2 separate regions of the Homo sapiens genome follow, and region 1 is linked to region 2. The links are chromatin loops, found by intact Hi-C in ENCODE. Cell type or tissue: heart right ventricle. All regions are shown on one strand. Links, peaks and the distances in the headings refer to the core of each region. The heading gives the core; the rest is flanking DNA. Region 1 overlaps CEMIP (cell migration inducing hyaluronidase 1). Region 2 overlaps ARNT2 (aryl hydrocarbon receptor nuclear translocator 2).

Region 1 (5,373 bases), core at 99-5,098, 370 kb after region 2:
TTGGCCAATCCATGGCCCCTCTGTGAGTCCAATGTGTGCCCCTGGTCTGAGCAGCTGTGTGGTAGGGGTTTGGGGGCGAGGGCATTGTGGTGCAAACCCAGCTCCCTAGTCTGACTGGACTCAGTGAAGGGTTGGTCCCCAGAGCAAGATGGGTGGTAGATACCCCATATCCTATCTTCCCATGTTTCAGATGCAGGACTCAGCCTGAAAGCGCTTTTCTGCACTAAAAGAACAATAATGAATCCCAAGTTAGTACTGTGTTTTCCTCATAATCTGACTCCCTGTAACACTGGGTCAGCTTCCTTTACAATAATAATTATTATTTTAAATAAATTATAAATAATTTTTGGAATAAATTATGGTTTGGAGAAAACTAGAGATAGGAAGACAGAGCATCTCCTCACCGGGCACAATGCTGGGATGGAAAATGCTGGCTTTGTCACTTCCCAGCTGTGTGGTCCTGGGCGAGTCACTTCACTTCTCTGAGCCACCATTTTCCCATCCAGGAATTCAGGATGATAATAGTACCTACTGGACAGGATTGTTTGAGGATTAAATGAGATATGTCGATTTACGATGTGTGCACGGCGTGGCACATAGAACGTGCTCAGAATAGAATTGCCATTCTCATTAGCTTTTTCTTCAATGCATTTGTTCCTTATTTCTCCAACTACATGCAACTCGGTGGTAGACATGGTTCCATTCTATAAGGCCGCTGGGTCTACCTGCTATGACCAGCTCAGAGTAAATGTCTCGGTGGGTGGGAGGAGAAGAGGGAGGTTTGAGTGTCCAAGCAAATGCCCAGCAATGCTCCTTGTGTGCAGGCTGTTGTTCCTGAAGCTGAAAGCTCAGAACGAGAGAGAGAAGTTTGCTTTCTGCTCCATGAAAGGCTGTGAGAGGATAAAGATTAAAGCTCTGATTCCAAAGAACGCAGGCGTCAGTGACTGCACAGCCACAGCTTACCCCAAGTTCACCGAGAGGGCTGTCGTAGACGTGCCGATGCCCAAGAAGCTCTTTGGTTCTCAGCTGGTGAGTGGCTGAGAGCAAAGCCTAGACCCCTTTGCCGTCCAGTCGGGCCTAGAGCCCTTTGCCGTCCAGTCGGGCCCAGACCCAATTAGGTCCCTCACTCAGCTCCATAAACCATTTCCTGTGACTGGGGATACGGGAAGAGGAGGGGAATGACTACCCAAACCTAACAATTACATTGGGTTCTATGTGTTTTCCAGAAAACAAAGGACCATTTCTTGGAGGTGAAGATGGAGAGTTCCAAGCAGCACTTCTTCCACCTCTGGAACGACTTCGCTTACATTGAAGTAAGTGCCTCTGGCCCCTGGAGGATTCGGGTTTGCTCATTGAGAGGTGATACTGTGTCCTGCGGCTGCTGGCACAAATTACTGCAAACTGGGAGCAAGGTGTTGGCAGGGGTGGTTTCCTCCAGGGGGCTTGGGGCGGGGAACCTGTTCCATGCCTCTTCTCGCTCCTGGTGGCTGCCAGCACTCCTGAGCATTCCTCAGCTTGCAGACACATTAATCTCTGTCTTTATGTGGGCTTTTCTCCTGAGTGTCTGCGTCTCACCTCTCCTCCTGCCTTTCTTTTGCAAAGGCACCTATCTTTGAATTTAGGGCCCACCCTAAAAATCCAGAAGGTTTAATCAAAAAATCTTTTAACTTAATTCCGTCTGCAAAGATTCTATTTTCACATAAGCCCACTTTCACAGGTTCCGGGTGGACATAACTTTTGCAGGGCCACTATTTGACCCACTACTGAGGGCTACGAGGAGTTAAGTGGATAATGGAGTTTACGCTTCAAATAGATGCATAGGCAACTTCTGCCTTCAGGGTCTGCTTGGGAACCACCTGGGCAGGAGAACCATGGGGCCTTGGCACCCTGCCTCACACCTGGATTGCTCTGGCTCTGTAGGTGGATGGGAAGAAGTACCCCAGTTCGGAGGATGGCATCCAGGTGGTGGTGATTGACGGGAACCAAGGGCGCGTGGTGAGCCACACGAGCTTCAGGAACTCCATTCTGCAAGGCATACCATGGCAGCTTTTCAACTATGTGGCGACCATCCCTGACAAGTGAGTCTGTACCTCTGCTTCTGGAATTGGCTGCTGGCACAGCAGACCCCTGGGCAAGGGCCCCCTCCCTCTCACAAAGGCCCTCATCACAGATCAGTCTGGAAAAGCTCAGGCAGTCTCCACAGCCTGCCCACAAATCATGGGTGTTGGACAAGAGCGTCCTTGCCTGTGGACTCTGGTGTTGGAGCTGGGCTGCTGTGAATGTAGGTCAGGCGGAGGCAGGCGGGACAGCCCCGCTGCACATGGGAAGGTTGCCCTGGCCCTCTTCACTACACTCCCAGCATGATCTCATCCCCTCCCACACCTTCAATACGATCCAAGTGCTGGTGGCTACTATCTCCAGCCCGGATCTCCTTCCTAAGCACCAGACATTCCAGTCCAACTGCTACTTGGACAACGCCACCTGGACATCTTGTATGGAACTGAATTCTCAGCCTTTTAAAATGTTTAACCTCCCAAACCAGCCACTCATCCTACTTCTTCAGTTTTGATGAAATCATCACAATTCATCCTGATAGCCAGGCCAGAATCTGGGCATTCTGTTTGTCTCCTCTTTCTTTCCTCCACATGCTATCATCACACCCTATCAATTCTGCCTGCAGTACTGCTCGCCTGCTGGTTCCCTCCACAGCGTCCTCTCTTCTGCCACTCTGCCCCGGCCTTTGCTGTTCATCACCAACACTGTTGGCACAGTCTCCTAACGGGCCTCCCTCTTCCAGTTGCCCCAACTCCAACCCATCTTCCATATTGGCCGCTGGTTTAAACTTCTTAAATGTAGGGAAAACCTGTGTCCCCTCTCCTTAGCAAACTTTGGTAATTCCCCAGTACCTTACAAGTCTCCCCACATCGCCTCCTCGGTGAGGTCTTTTCCGATCCAACCCAAAAGTTCTACCTTGGCAGGGCGCATTGGCTCACACCTGTAATTTCAGCACTTTGGGAGGCCGAGGTGGGTGGATCATGAGGTCAGGAGTTTGACATCAGCCTGGCCAATATGGTGAAACCCCATCTCTACTAAAAGTACAAAAAAATTAGCTGGGTGTGGTGGTGCACACCTGTAGTCCCAGCTACTCAGGAGGCTGAGGCAGGAGAATCGCTTGAACCCAGGAGGCGGACGTTGCAGTGAGCCGAGATTGCGCAGCTGCACTCCAGCCTGGGTGACACAGCAAGACTCCGTCTCAAAAAAATAAAAAATAAAAGTTCTACCTCTGCTAAAGCACTACTCACAATAGGTCTGGTGGACACATCTGTTGCCCCATCAAGAGTGTGGCCTTCTCAATGTTGGGGCCATGTCTAACTTCCCTTTGCATTTCTAGCACAGAACATGGCTAGTTAAGTGAGTGTACAGTTCACTCAGGAGCCACAACCTGGTGGAAAGTCTAAGCGCTTCATGTGGTACCTGCTACATAGTAGGTGCTTAGTAAACATTAATAGTTATTAAATGAAAGCAAATGTACTTCCCAGATGCTGACTCCATGAGGGGCACGACGTGAACTGGGCACCTGGCGAGATTTTGGATAATGGGATTTTGCTTAACCACATTTACTCCCTCCCTCATTCCCCCATCAGATGCTTCTTCGGCATTCTATTTTTCATATGCAGATTCAGACAGAGGACAAGGTTGACCAAATTGGGAAAAATAGTTATCCTCTAGAGATCATGACGTTTTGGGCAGAGAATTTTCTTTTGAAATGAAAGATGATGCAGAAGCTTGGAATAAGAAACTAGACTGCAGTGCTACTCTGTTTGGAACCATGTGCAAGGCTCCCACCAGCCCGAGCAGCAGCACCTCTCTGGGGGAAGCCCTTACTGGAATGGGCCACTCCCTGGGCTGGCGCTGGGCACCCAGGCAGGCATTGGTACCACTAGACCCCTCTCTAACCTCCTGGAAAGCAGCAGGGAATGAGGCAAGGTAGATCCTGTTCTACTGTGGCTGCGGGCCCTGCCTAGCCTGGCCCATGCTTCCTACCCCATCCAGCAGGCCACTACTGGCCCCAGGGTCCTGGGGAGAGAAGAGGGCAGCTGCTCACACCAGAAACATCTAGCATGGCTTCTGGGAGCTGCCTCTGCACTGCCACTCTGTGGGAGACTGTGCTGGCTGGGGCATGGGCTTATAGGCCATGAGGATGGCACACCAGGCAAAGAAGTGTTCCCAACATAGGTAGGCAGGCTTCTGGGCATCAGTGGGAAGGGGTGGGGACACAAGAAGCCCATCTCTCTGTCCCGCTCCTGTGAGCTAACTTAGATCCCCATCAGGAGGGCAAGACCTACATTTGAGTCCCCCAAGTAGGAAGGCTGAGCTCCAACAAAGGACCATTAGCTTTTGTTCTGAAATGAAACAATGCAGAAATATCCTCCTGAGAACAGATCCTGAATCTAGAGTGGAGGATGTGTTAGCAATGAGACCTGTCTCCTTAAGGGGCCTCACCCTACCAACCCTTTGGGCCTCCCTCTCCAGCCTTCCTCAAGGGCCTGAGGCAGCCCCAGCTCCCTTCCCATCTATCCTTATTTCACACAAGCCCTTCGCATCTTAAGATCTTTCCCGCTGTTCCCAGTGGGACACAAATGGGGGTAACAACAGGTTCCAGAATCCTATACAGTTTTTCCATGTCTGGACTGTGGTCTGTGGTTACAGAGTTCCTTTGAGATACAAACTGGACGCCCCATTGAGCTTCTGCCCCATTTCTATTCCCAAGGGAGGTGCTCACTTCCTCCTATCTGGCCCAGTGTGCTGAGTCTGCCACTGTGAAGGCTATTTTCCCAGCACTTTGGACTGAATACACCCCGAGGCAGGGGATAGACACTCCTTATTCCCAAGTCGAACTTTTGCAATTTGGGACCTTCAGGCTGGGTGCACACATTGCTCCAAACCTCTGTGTCTTTCAAGCACATTTCCCTTTGGTAGGTCCTCTGAGATACTTGGTAACTATTTGCTTCAATCTCCCCATTTGCAAAATAGAGGCAATAGCCCTGTGTTGCCTAACCAGAGAGAGGTGACGTGAACGTAAGAGGTCAATCTGAGCTCTTGGTACAACCCGAGCATCATGGTAACGACATGGTGTTCTCCCAGAAAGACTTCAAACCTGGCCATGCTCTTCCTGCAGCTCAGAGAAGGCTGGCTCTGGACTACACTAAGCCTGTGTCCATCAAAAGAAGACAGCAAAAGAAAGATGCGCTCCAAGAGAAATCTTCTAGCATGGGGCTTCTCGAGCTTTAATGTATACATGATCACCTGCAGATCTTGTAAAAATGCAGATTCTGATTCAGGAAGTCTGCAATGGAGGAATTCTGTGGTTCT
Region 2 (5,373 bases), core at 130-5,129:
AAAAAAAAAAACAAACCTATTTCCAAGGTGACTGTGAGCCTAAGGTGAGTTAGGATGAATGCAGGCACCTAGCAGGGGGCCAGGGCAAATGCACAGGGGCGGGTGCAGGTGTTACCTCTGCCTTCCTTCCACGGTGGCCACACACCACCTTCTCCTGGATGGGGGCCTCCAGATTCTCACCAAGCCTGTGCTTTTGCTGATAGTTACAATTTTGTTACAGTTTTTGTTACAGTTTGTTTACAGTTTTGTTACAGTGTTCCAGCCATGCATTCCTGGTGGTTCCTCCCCAGGAAGCTGGTCTACCTTCCACACCTGCTCCTCCCCACCAGCCACTTCCTCATCCTAGATAACAAAGGCTTCCTCTCCCACCCTCCCCTCTCTTCCTACCCACAGAATATCTAGCCAGCCCTCCTTGCATCCCAGACCCAGATGAGGGGAGGTGGCCTGTGGGCAGTTCCTCCATGGGGTTCCCCACCACCCAGTCCAGGACACAGCCATGGGTGAAAAAAGTGGGACCACGAACGTGTCAGAGGAGACCCACTGTGATCCTTCTTGTTTCAAAATAGACAGTGGACGTAAACAAAGGAAATCCATAACCTTCCTAATTAATGCAGACACTTGAGAGATTGTTTTTCTTGGTGTTAAATTTTGCTCACCCACATAGTTTGTGGCCATAATTGCAGCGTGCATAATATATTGTGCTGCACTTGAACTTTTCCACACCTTTCATCATACCTTCCTGTGTTTCCAGACGATCTTCACAGTGGTTGCTGTCAGTGCTGTGGAATAGTCACTCAGGAAATTAATATTCAGGATTTACAAAGTCACTCCTGATTACAGCCAACTTTGCATGGGTAGCTCTTACTTCCTTCCACTGAATAATTTCCTTACTACAGCTCAGCAGCAGGATGACCACCTGGGAGCGTGTGAGCAAGTCCACAGTCCCTCATCTGGGTCACCATAGTTTTCCGAAAAGGTCGTGCCATGCACACTTCCCCAACACCGTGTGACCATGGTAGTTTCAATGCAAAGCCACCATGTGAAACATATTTTTACCAACTTAGCAGTTGAAAAATTATACTTCAAAGGTGTTTTAATTTACATTTATTTTGATTATTTTAATGGCAAAATGTTTCCCTGACTTGTTTATTGTATCTATTATATATACGTTATTATAGGTACATACAGTACATGTATATTTGTCCTTTTATTTATTTATTTATTTTGCTTGAATTGTCTGTTCATATGCTTTAAATTGATTGCTGGGCTGGGAGTAATGTCTGTTAGTAATTTGAATTGCATAGTACCACTAATAATTTTTTGCCTGTCCTTCTTAATGATATTTACAATTGAAGAGGATCCTGTCATTTGCCCCATTTTTAGGCTCTGAGCTATAGAGTTCACTTTCCCTTGAAAACAATCCAGTAAAGCCGCCATTTCCTCCAGCAAGTCTTTTTCTTCCCCAAATGGAGCAGGCAGCAAAGCCCCTTGGAGTCAGAAGTATCAGGTCAGACCCTGGCTCTGTTCTGTCATAGCCATTTGCCAGTTGGCTGACCTTGGCAACCACTTAACCTCTTTGAACTTCAGTTTCTTAATTTTAATATGAGGGTAGAATAACCACTGTGAAAGCATAGTGTGAGGATTGGATGAGATAATGTAAACACCCGCCCGTTTATGGCTAAGTGTTAGCTGAAGCCAACTGCTTCATTCAGCATTAAACCCAACTGCTTTTCTGAATTTGCCTTAAAGTATTTGTTCTGCGGTATCTTTTGACCCTGCATAAAATGAAGTCACACGTCAAAATTGGTTTCTTAAATAGTTGAGTTTGGTAGCCTAAACATGAAATGCAATGTCTGGAGTCTTGATTTAGGGCATTAAAAATAAAATGATTAAAAATGGAAAACAATGTAGAGATCCATCGGATATCACCCACTCTGCCTCTGAGGTATGGGAAAAGTCCTGGCTTAGCCCTATTGTCACCCCTTCTGTTCTTCATGACCCTCTGTTGTCTTCTTGTTTCACAGGCAACTTCAGCAACAGCAGGCAGAATTGGAAGTGCACCAGAGAGATGGATTGTCATCGTATGACTTATCCCAGGTGAGTTTCTGGAAAACCCTTTCCCTGTTGGAATTGTCTCCAGCCCAATGGACTTGGGACTCAATTCAGCCCTGAGCTTGAGCCCCTCAACACAAAGGATTGCCCCATCCCCCCACTACAATGGAAAGAGCAGACCTACAGGTCCCCTGGGGGTCTGCTGCTGTCACTCCTCCCTATAGAACTGAGCCATGAAGAATGTGTGAGTACCAGGTGAAGAACCAGGGGCCATAGTCAACCTAAGGGCTGAGGGACATTTCTGAGGACCATGCGTGAACTGTAGTATGAGTATACTCAGAGGCCAGCAAGAGCAGCTTCTGATCCCCTTGGGCCCCTTGGCTTCTTGGCCATTTCCCTGCCACTGCCTGTGTCCTGTTCTTCCTCAATGTGCCTCTTCCTGTCATGCTCTGAGCCTCCCTCTTCACCGGCTCTGTCTCCTTTCCTTCTCCTATCTCCACATGATGTCCACTTTTCCTGATATTTAGAGTAAGTTGATTGTTGTTCATTTCTCACTCTCTCTAAGAAAGTAATCAGTGTGACTCTGCTGTCCTTCCTCTGACCTTCAGTTCACCGCCCCCTAACCCCCTCACCGGCTTTTCTTGGCTTTCACATATAGAAAAGCTTCCCACCCGATAAAATGTTCCAGCCCAAAATGCCAGTGATTCCAGAGGGAGGGGGCTCTGATGAAGGAGAGCTGGTGGCTCCTGGGGACGCATGTTCTGTGCCTTACGCATGAGTTGCTGTTGTGTTTTATTTAATGTGCAAATAGGTCCCCGTCCCCAACCTACCAGCCGGTGTTCATGAGGCCGGGAAGTCCGTGGAAAAGGCGGATGCAATCTTCTCCCAGGAAAGAGATCCTCGGTTTGCTGAAATGTTTGCAGGAATTAGTGCATGTAAGTTTCCAAATGGTACTGAGGTTTTGAGAGTGTGGGTTTACAGTTGCTTTCAGGCCATCTACAGACAGCTACTCTTAGTAAGAGGGGGCCACGGAAGGTGAGTTTTGAGTAACCATTGCAGGGTATAAAAATACACGAGTTGGAATGGATTCTGTCTACTCCTGGCCTTGCCTCTGTATACCAGTTACCCAGGGTATGGTAACTAAACTTTATTTCCTTTATTCCAATATCGCATTGCGGGTGAACATGTTAGGGATTGTAGGAATGAGATGGGTAGAAATTTGAAGATTCTGGGGCACTGGGAGGGCACTGCAGAGAGCCCTGGGCACCCTCGATGACCGAAGGAGGGAGAACTGTCACATTGGAGCCTGCTGTCTAGCACCCTGCCACCACTCGTGTTCCCACTCCTGTTTCTCAAACCACCATACAAAGCACCTTCTCTCTCGTGTAAAATTCTAAACAGCCAGCTGGGTCTTGAGCCCATTTCTTCAGCCGTGTGGCTGTGGGTGAGCCTGTGGGTGAGACGACTCTGCTCACCATTCTGCGGTGGCAGAAAATCATGCATTATTGCACCTGCTGGCCAGGGGCTGAGTGTTTTCAGTGTTAGAGGAGCTCAGTCTCTCAAAGAAACCCTAGTGGAACGTCAAGGCACACAGATCCAGGGCTGTTCCCTGGACATCACCTGCTGCGGCACCTGCTGGGTGAGGGTGGCCAGGGGTAGCTGAGTTCCAGAGTGGGAAGAGCACTGGGCTTGCATTCACGCCTTGAGCCCTCCCTCGCCGGCTCATGACTTTGGACAAGCTACAACTCACTTTTCTCATCTGTAACAAACGATAGCAAACTTTTAGTTTCTGTTTGCTCCCTTAATCAGGCACTGTCGTAAGCACTTAGGTTAACTCACTGAATTGCCACTACAGCCTTCTGAGGAAGATACTTTTATTCTCGCCTTCTTTCTGTTGGGAAACTGAGGCAGGGGATGATTAAGTAACAGTCCAAGGTTGCACCTCTTACCTTGGAGATGGGATTCAGACCCAGAGAGCTGAGATAAGAGTCCATCCTCTTCGCTGTTACCCTGTGCTTCCTCACCCAGAACTAGAGGACTTGGAATCCCTACACCGCAGGGTTGGAAAGATTGGATAAAATAATGTCTGAGAAAGAACTCTCATTAATTTTTTTTTTTTGAGGTGGAGTCTTGCTCTGTCGCCCAGGCTGGAGTGCAGTGGCGTGATCTCAGCTCACTGCAGCCTCCGCCTCCTGGGCTCAAGCGATTCTCCTGCCTCAGCCTCCCGAGTAGCTGGAACTACAGATGGCTGCCACCATGCCTGGCTAATTTTTGTATTTTTAGTGGAGACAAGGTTTCACCATGTTGGCCAGGCTGGTTTTGAACTCCTGACCTCAAGTGATCCGCCTGCCTCAGCCTCCCAAAATGCTGGGATTACAGGTGCAAGCCACCATGCCTAGCCTCATTAATTCTTTTAATCTTCCCCACTCTCCAAAAAAGCCTTGCCGTCAAGCAGCCTGTGGCCTAGCCTAGGGGTCAAGAACAACAGCCCAGTGCCTTCATATGCCAGGGAGGCTCCAGGGGAGATGAGGAGGCAGAGGCAAGGCTGAGAAGATTGCGTGCAGGCGGGCTGCCCTGACTTGTGTCCTCCCGTTCCCACGCCCACCCCTGCACCTCTTCTTGGGGCAGCCTCCTCTGTGGTCTGCAGAGCAGGGAACCTTCGCATGTGACTCCTGCTCTGGTTTTCCTAGCGGAGAAGAAGATGATGAGCTCAGCCTCTGCAGCAGGAACCCAGCAGATCTACTCCCAAGGAAGCCCATTTCCCTCTGGACACTCCGGGAAGGCCTTCAGGTATGTGCCAGCGAGGGGGACAATGGCGTGGGAAGATGCTCCCTCACCAAGAAAGCCCTGGGTCTCAGAGCACAGCTCTGTGGGCTGTAAGCATGAGTTAGTGGTTACTGGCGCTCAGGCCTTGGACTAAACTGAGGATTCTGGTGGCTCTGCTTCTGCTCTGTGAGCCCTCTATGAGTTGCCATAGATTCCTGGTGTCAGTTACTCTTTCTTGGATGTGAACAGCACCAGCCACTGTGTTCTGTGGCAGTGATTGCCAGGGAGAAGGGAGTGAGTTCCCTCTAGCCAGGACCCAAGTGAGCTGGAGCTGGGAACAGCTGACAAGGTAGCAGGAAGTATCCTGTCATCTGGTGCCCAGAGGCTACAGCCAAATCCAAGGAAGACTGGTCAGCTCAGCCCACCACGTCTGAGCCTCATCCTAAAGGGCACTCAAGGCTTCAGGCAGGGTGTCCAACCTTCCCAAGGGTTGGTTCTTAGCATCAAGGGCATCTGGTAGGTCACTGAGGAAGCCCTGACATCATCACTGGAGGC

The links. A loop is a pair of places that touch in the nucleus more often than their neighbours do. Peaks named below come from ENCODE experiments on the same cell type or tissue, not always from the same donor. Only the 100,000 strongest peaks of a DNase experiment are listed, where the experiment ranks them.
Region 1: it touches region 2 in a loop (2.2-fold over the local background); 2 of 110 quality-filtered maps call a loop at or near these places.

What each region holds. Positions count from the first base shown.
Region 1 is chr15:80,941,025-80,946,397 of GRCh38, forward strand. CEMIP (cell migration inducing hyaluronidase 1) reads left to right here. Exons shown (of 30, transcript NM_001293298.2): 26 at 825-1,029; 27 at 1,227-1,313; 28 at 1,921-2,078. It also overlaps a transcript of MESD not described here. Among named protein-coding and RNA genes, the nearest start is that of MESD, 46 kb to the right of the region's middle. In heart right ventricle, for the core only: no CTCF peak of the experiment used is centred there; DNase peaks (open chromatin) are centred at 2,033 and 2,297.
Region 2 is chr15:80,572,124-80,577,496 of GRCh38, forward strand. It overlaps ARNT2 (aryl hydrocarbon receptor nuclear translocator 2), which reads left to right. Exons shown (of 19, transcript NM_014862.4): 13 at 2,025-2,097; 14 at 2,864-2,987; 15 at 4,743-4,842. Among named protein-coding and RNA genes, the nearest start is that of MIR5572, 6.3 kb to the right of the region's middle. In heart right ventricle, for the core only: no CTCF peak of the experiment used is centred there; no DNase peak of the experiment used is centred there.